Linked DNA regions of Homo sapiens: region 2 is linked to region 1. Evidence: chromatin contacts called from ENCODE Hi-C data. All regions are on one chromosome and are shown on one strand. Each heading gives the region's core, a stretch centred on a gene start or an enhancer-like site at or near the end of the contact. The rest is flanking DNA. Distances are from core to core; before and after follow the strand shown.

What was found. A loop is a pair of places that touch in the nucleus more often than their neighbours do. Pooled maps may share reads with other maps.
Region 2: a map of CD4-positive, alpha-beta T cell shows a loop between it and region 1 (2.3-fold over the local background). The contact joins the promoter of ZSCAN23 here to the promoter of ZKSCAN3 in region 1. A Hi-C loop is called at or near these places in 1 of 168 maps with a recorded cell type or tissue (CD4-positive, alpha-beta T cell), 2 of 37 single-sample maps with no recorded cell type and 10 of 50 pooled maps.

Annotation. Positions count from the first base shown.
Region 1 is chr6:28,347,691-28,351,829 of GRCh38, forward strand. It overlaps ZKSCAN3 (zinc finger with KRAB and SCAN domains 3), which reads left to right and starts at 2,257. Exons shown (of 6, transcript NM_024493.4): 1 at 2,257-2,377. It also overlaps a transcript of ZSCAN31 not described here. RefSeq lists an enhancer at 2,192-2,551.
Region 2 is chr6:28,441,040-28,445,178 of GRCh38, forward strand. ZSCAN23 (zinc finger and SCAN domain containing 23) reads right to left here and starts at 2,452. Exons shown (of 4, transcript NM_001012455.2): 1 at 2,360-2,452. RefSeq lists enhancers at 2,251-2,761, 2,335-2,384, 2,555-2,634.

The DNA of each region.
Region 1 (4,139 bases), core at 1,007-3,506:
GCCTAGACTAGTCAATTAACATTTTTGTTTATGTACAAGAGCTCCTACAGGGTAAGTACTTTGAAGCTGCTGGGCCAATGTGTGTATCATTTTCAGGTTTACCATATATTTCAACTTTACTATATATTTCAAAATTGCTTTTTTAGATGAGTGTACCAATTTATAGTCCCAGCAACTGTGTATGACAGTCTCAAAATTTTCACATTCTTATCAGCAAATGTTATTACTCAGGTGTTGGTATAAAATGATTTAAAATTTGCCTTTATTTAATTGCTAATGATTAACTGTATATGCTATGTTTATTGGTCATTCGAGATTCCTCTCTGGGAATTGCCTGTGCATATTTTTTGCCATTTTTTTTCTGTATGATTGTTGGCTTTTTTCTCTCTTATTCATTTGTAGATGTTTATTATATATTCAGTGGACTGATCCTTTGTTGACTATATGTGTTGCAAATATCTTCTCCCAACCTTTTAATTTAATTGTCTTTACCATTAGTTTCTAGTATCTTTTGATATAGTTTTAATTTTTAATGAGGTCAAATTTATTTATTGTTTTCCTTATAGTTTGTATGTTTATGCAGTTTAAAAGAAATCTTGTTTTACTTGAGCTCATAAAAAAATGATTCTATAGAAGCAAACTTGTGAATAGAAAAAAGAGCAATTATTCTAAATTTTCTTTTAAAAGTCTGAAAGTTAGCTGACTGGAATTGATTTTTTGTGCAACATATAAAGTAGAAACCCAATTTTATTTCATTTTTCCATTTAGATATCCAAATATTACAGTACTATTTGTCAAGTAGCTCCTTTATTCCTCACTGATTTGTAATGCAATTTCCACCATATATCAAGCATCCACACATACATGTTTGTTGCTCAGTCCTCAGTTCTGTTTCATTGGTCTATTTGTCTGTAGTTGTGCCAATACTATATTGTCTTAGCTGCTATAATTTTATAATAAATTATATAGGGCAAGTTTCTGCAGCTCCTTCATTTGTTTTAAAAATGTCTCGGATTCGTGACTCTTTCATTATTCCATATACATTTAAAATCAACTAGTCAAGTTCCACTGAGCACAATTGGAATCTTGATTTGCTTTGTACTGGATTTGTGTATCAATTTAGGAAGGAATGATATCTTTATGATATTGAGTTCTCATATATATAGGTGTATATACATGTCTCATATACAGGTGTATACACATGTCTTATATACATAGGTGTATATACATGTCTTATACATAGGTGTATATACATGTCTCATATACATAGGTGTATATACATGTCTCATATACATAGGTGTATATACATGTCTCATATACATAGGTGTATATACATGTCTCATATACATAGGTGTATATACATGTCTCATATACATAGGTGTATATACATGTCTCATATACATAGGTGTATATACATGTCTCATATACATAGGTGTATATATATGTCTCATATATAGGTGTATATATATGTCTCATATATATAGGTGTATATATATGTCTCATATATATAGGTGTATATATATGTCTCATATATATAGGTGTATATATATGTCTCATATATATAGGTATATATTTCAACTACTTATCCCTAATGAATAAAGTTACTAATGTTTCCATTCAGGTATCTTTTGTAAGTATTTGCTTCTGTGATAGATGTCTTTTAAAAATTCTATTTTTATAATTTTGATGGAGAATGTGATTGTGAACATGAATTTTAAAAAGTCCAGCCAACTTGCTAAACTCTCTTATTAATCATCATAATTTGAGTGTTAGATTATCTTGGATTTTTTATGTAAACCACGCAGCATGTTCCTTAAAATTTATGTATTTAGAATTCATATTCTAATTAGGCAATGCAATCAACTCTAAAATTAAAAGTACATTTAAAACATGCACCCTAACACTTTCCTTCTCACTCTTGTCCCCGTTTTCACTCAGTTTCTGACCGTTCACCTCTCGTAGGTAACCACCATTATTAATTTTCCGATTTTTCCAGGGCTTCTTTGTGCCACACACGCACACATAATTTAGATTCTTTTTACTCTCTTCTATTCGCAAATATAGCAAATTATGAAAATAATTCTGCACCTTGCCTTTCTCCCTTAGTTATAGCTGGAAAAATAAAAATTTAAAAGCCTCTTTAATAGCAAAAGGGGAGGGGACACAAGGTGCCGAGCTAGCAAACGACAGAGTCTGTCAGGGAGGTGGCTAGAGAGGCCCGGAAGTGGCTTCTGTGCCCCGCCCTGCGGGTGGTTTGCTAGTTTCAAGCACTTTGTGAGTATGGGGTGAATCGGCGTCGGCCTTCCACTGTGGGGTTAAATCTCATCCCGCGGCTCTCCTCCTGTCGGTCCTGCAGTTCTTTTGTCCCCGGGTAGAGGTGCGTTTGCAGGAGTATGTGTGTGTGTGTGTGTGTGTGTGTGTTTGTGGAGAGAGGCCCTTCCCTCCCCAGTTCCTGCAGCCTCGGCTCCCAAGGAGGGAGACCCCTGCGAGAAGCCGTGGGGGAGGGAAGGGCGCTCTGCGGCGGAATGAAGTGGTCCTCGGCGTTCCTGCGTAGAGCCCAATATGGGTGTCCCTTGTTTAGGGCCGTTACCGAGTGTCCGGGTCGGTTCTTGAGGGTATTTGGAGACGGGATGCATGGGTCACATAGACAAGCCTCGAGAATGGGAGCCGTTACATTTTTGCACTGCCTGGTAACAAGGTCAGTTTCAAGGTCTTTAAATTATTCTGTGGTACTGGCCAAGAGCCAGAACGTTGGAGTCAGATTACCTGGTTCAAATCCTGCCTCTGCCACTTACTGGCTGTGTGACTTTTCACTAGTTCCTAAGCTCTCTCTCTGCCTCATTTTACTATTTTGTAAAATGGGGATAATATTCCCTAACTCACTGGGTTGTTGTGAGGATTGAATGCATTCGTATGGGTAAGGTGCAGAGTAAGCATGATTTAAAGATTTGCTTTTATTAGTGGTACTATTATTATTTATAACTATGATGACACATTAGTGACTGGCTTTTGTACGGTTGCTTTCAATTTTACTGTCATTCATCAATTCACTTTGTAATGGATGATTTCTATATTTTAGGAGGGAAAAATAAGATACTCTGAAAAAGAGCCTATCCCAAAGCAAAGACCAAAACTGGTTTGTGTTGGACGTTGTGATACTCAAACTCTCAAAGGCTTTAAGACTCGGGGGTACCTTTTCCTTGGCTGGAGATTAGGAGGAACAATAGAAGTTTTTAATAGTGAAAAAGGACTAGGACCCCTGGTTTTTGCAAAAATCTGATGTCCTGCTTAGTGCTGGAGATCCACCAGTTTTCGAGCTTCCAGGAACGCCCTAGCCTGAAACTGGCTTCATACTAACACCCTTCATTTCAACCCAACTTTTACAGGGTTAGCTCTTTCATAGACTTGTAACTCTTTTCTGTTAATGAGAAACTTTCCTTTCCTTATCTTCAGTATATTTACTGATTTGATAAATACTTTGTGTTGGCAACCAATTTCCCAATCTTGTGCCTTCCCACTGTGATCAGTTTGGCTCAGATCCAAGTAGGGGCCAGGTAGTGAAACCTAAATGGAGTTTGTGGAATAAATGATATAAATGTATCAGTGTTGTTTTCCTGCCATAGACTTCCTCCCTTCCCCACCGTGGACACCCTCCTCATTCCACTTGGGCTCCAGATTCACTCTGGGTTGGGCTGTGGCTCTCTCTCGCCTTCCTTGACCCTACCTTAATGCTTTTTGGCTGTATTATTCAGGAAGGAAAGAAGTTAGGACATTGTTTAATTTTCTAAAATTTTGGAGAGAAATTTAAACACATTTAATTGTAGAGAGAATGTTACAATGAACACCAATATAACCATGACTCAGCTTCAGCCATCATCTTTTGGTCATTTTCTTTCATTCTTCTTTTCCCTCCTTTCCACTCTCTTTCCTTCCCTTCTCCTCCTCCTTCCCTTTTGTCTCCCTCCTTCCCTTTTACTTCCTCCCTCTTTCCCTCTCTCCTTTCTTTCCCTCTCCCTCCTTTCTTTGTCTTCCTTTCCTTCCCTCCCTCTCCCCCTCTTTATCTCTTTTTTTTCCTCATTTCGTCCCTCTCTTCTCTTTCATTTTATAGCAAATTGCAGATGGAAACATTTTAGTTCACT
Region 2 (4,139 bases), core at 1,202-3,701, 94 kb after region 1:
ATAATAAGTCTTACCTTAAAAAATACATCTGCATTTTAAAGTTGGTTCCTCCTAGAGCCTCAGCAAGCTGAACACCCCCAAATCTACCATCATCCTCATGGAAGGATGCTGTTAACCAAGGACATGCACGTAGGTGAAGACTAAGCAGCATGTAATACAAATGTGCCTTTATCATCATATATCCCACGACCCTCACCTCCGCTGACACCATCTATGGCTCCTCACTAATTGGATGAATTCCCAAACTCTCAAGCACAGTTTAAAACCAGTCAGACCTTTAGCTTCTGTTGTCTGGCTCCACTCTTGGTTTCCTCTATTCCACAAGCAAAAACTCTCAGCTCCAGTCAGGTTTTTCTTCTCATTATTCTAATCAGGCGTTTCTCATCCCTGCGCCATGAGCTTGGTCTTGCCTTCTTCCCTTATTCGAACCTTACCCAATCTCTGCAGCTTGATTCAAATCTCACATCCTCTCTGAAGTCTTCTTTACCCATTTCAGCTCACCCTCTTCCAACTGCCCACTCATATGTCATGTACTGTATGAGTCCCACCTTTCACCCTCAGTCACAATTTATCTTGTACCATTACTTCTCTTCAGAACCTTTTTTAAATCCAAAAAGTAGAGAGGAATATAGAATTCTTTCACCAAGTTCTATTACCCTGAAATAAACAGTCTTAAATACTGGAATGTGTCCTTTTCTATGCATTTGCAATCGTATATACACATGTATACACATGTGCACACATAGAGTTGATATAAGCCCATATATTTTATTTACCTTAGACAAGCAGAAGGTAGTATGAGATAGCAGAGAACACAGGCAGATCTGGTTGTTAATTTTTTTTTTTTTTTTTTTGAGACAGAGTCTTGCTTTTGTTGCCCAGGCGGGAGTGCAGTGGTGCGATCTCGGCTCACTTGCAACCTCTGCCTCCCAGGTTCAAGCAATCCTCCTGCCTCAGCTTCCGGAGTAGCTGGGATTACAGGGACCCACCACCACTCCTGGCTCATTTTTGCATTTTTAGTAGGATGGAGTTTCACCATATGGGTCAGGCTGGTCTCGAACTCCCGACCTCACGTGATCTGCCCACCTCGGCCTCCCAAAGTGCTGGGATTACAGGCATGAACCATAGTGCCAGGCCATCTGTGAATTTTAACGCAGTGATCTTGGGCAAGTTAGTTGATTTTTCTAAGCCTCAAGCTCATATATGAAATGAGGTCAACAACTGCCTTGCCAACTTGTTGAGAATATTAAATGAGATAATGCATACAAAGTGTTTTTGCACAAAACCTGGCATATAAACATGCAAATTAATCTTTTAATAAGATAATGTACAATTTTGGTACAATGGTAGTTTAATTAATAGTTGCTACTTTCCCTTAGGGCCAAGACTGTAATCTTTTTCTATTGCTCAAAGAACAAGATGAGTGGGTGAAAACATGCACACAAACCAATAAAACGGCTGTTTCATCAGGTTTGCAGAAACACTGAAAGATATACGTCTTCAGATATATTCTCTCCAATCAAATCCTAACTAGAAGCCCAGGACTACTGAGGTACAAAAGAAGGACGGGATTCAAATGAGCGAAGTAACTTCCCGGGTTATAGCTGTAAAGCTAATATAGGAACAGAGTGGAGTTAGCATAGCAAAGGTTTTAAGAAAATGGAGTCTGGAGCCAAATTGCCTGTATTTGAATCCTGCCTACACCCCTTACTCGCTCTACGACCTTGGGCAAGTTACTAACTTCATTTTCTTCTTGTATGTTAATTTTAAAAAGGGGCGGGACAGAGAGGTGGGGTGTAGTCTACATAATAATAGTGTCTATCTCATAGAGTTATGAGAAGCAGATAATATTTGTAAAGTGCTTAGAACAGTGCTGGGCTGGCACATAGTAGATGCTATTTATTCTTTTAAAAAATTCGATAGCAGCAAGAGCCTTTATACTATGTGAGTTAGACTAAGAAAGGCTGTGGCATAGTTTAAAACTATCCCTGCTCATTCTTTAAAATAAGTCCACAGTAGAGAATAAGACATCGGAAAATACAAACATTTCTTCATATCCGAATCTATTTGAATCCTAAGATGCAGATACGGAGAGTTCAGAGTGCCATCAGTACAGGGCAGAGAGGTTGAAGAGCTCAGGAACAGACATAGGGTGGGGGAAAGGGGTAGGGGCAACGACGCTGACTTTTGGTTAACAAAGCCCTTCCAGGCTGCGGAGCAACCTCCTCTGCCCTTCACCTGCCCGGCCCATCTCTGGCCAAGAAGACCCTGCCGCCAAATCCCCACACCCAGTCCAGGTCGCAGTGCACAGACTGGCCCTTCCGAAGCCCCTCAGCGGTAGCCCGACTCCGAAGCTCACCGAGGCATCCGTGAGAGGAGATGCCACCTAGCGCAGATCACATCTGCTCTGAATCCTTGACAACCGCAGCCCAAAGAATGATAAACTACAAAGGCCGGAAATGCGTCACCGCGGCCCGCTCTCCGCGAAACAGCGGTTCCGGCTGTGTTCCTTCTAGGAAGGCCGGAGGTTTCCACACCTCTGTGGTCGTCACTCTGAATCCCGTCTGTAGTCTTAAGTGAGATACTAGGTGACACATTGTCTTCCACGCGGCAATATAATAACGGCCAACATAGTGTTTTAACACGTATTAATTCATTACCCCGCATAACAACCCTGTGAGTTAGGTACAATTATCTCCATTTAACAGGTGAGGAAACTGAAGCACATTTCTACATTTATTAGTTGCCATTTCCTGCAAAGAATACCCTTTCTTTTCCCTGCCGTCTCATTTTATCACGATGAACTCATGGATTCCTTTACAAATAATTACTGTTATTATTATGTTGATGCTCAAATTATTTAAAATTTGGTCAGTTGGAGCCCTTTCACACTGCTCCCTCTCTTTTCTTTTTTTGACAAAGTCTCCAGGCTGGAGTGCAGTGGATGCGATCTCAGCTCACTGCAACCTCCGCATTCCGGGTTCAAGTGATCCTCCTGTCTCGGCCTCCTGAGTATCTGGGATTACAAGAACACACCACTATGCCTTAGTGAGGCTGGTCTTGAACTCCTGTCCCTCAAGTGATCCGCTCCCTCGGCCTCCGAAAGGGCTGGGATTACAGAAGTGAGCCACCGCACCCGGCCACAAACAGGTTTCTATGTCCTTTGATAAGTTCCCAACAGTTTTTGTGCACTTCACTTTCTCACAAAAGATATTTCAGTCCCATTTTATACTATTCCTACCCTAAACCTAGAATCACCATTGCTTCATGAAGCTACAGTACATCAGTGAAAAATGGTATATAGAAACCAAGATCTGGATTTCGGGCAATGAATAACCTCATTGCTACTGTGTCTGGCATTGGTTCCTGCCAGTCTACTGTGTCCAGAATTGGCTCCTTCCAGTGGGTTCCTGCTCTGACTTCAAGAATGAAGCCGCGGATACTCACGGTGAGCATTACAGTTCTTAAAGATGGTGTGTCTGGACTTTGTTCCTTCTGCTGTTCAGATGCGTCCAGAGTTTCTTCCTTCCGGTGGGTTCGTGGTCTCACTTGACTTCAGGAGTGAGGTCGTAAACCTTTGCAGTGAGTGTTACAACTCCTAAGGGTGGCGTGCCTGCAGTTGCTTCTTCCTTCTGGTGGGTTCGTGGTCTCGCTGACTTAAGGACTGAAGCTGCAGACCATCGTAGTGAGCATTACAATGCTTAAAAGTAGTGCAGACCCAAAAACTGAAAAGTGGTAAGGTTTTATTGTGAAAAGGGAAAGAACAAAGATCCCACAGCACAAAAATCAATGCTAGCAGGTTGTCACTGCTGACTGGGGCGGGGGTGGTAGCCAGCTTTTATTCCCTTATTCAGCCCCGCCCACATCCTGCTGATTGGCCCATTTTACAGAGTGCTGATTGGTCCATCTTTACAGAGTGCCGCTTGGTGTGTTTACAAACCTTTAGCTAGACACAGAGTGCTGATTGGTGCATTTTTACAGAGTGCTGATTGGTGCATTTACAAATCTTCAGCTAGACACAGAGTGCTGATTGGTGCATTTACAAATCTTCAGCTAGACACAGTGCTGATTGGTGTGTTTACAATCCTTTAGCTAGACAGAAAAGTTCTCCATGTCCCCACCCTAACCGGAAGCCCAGC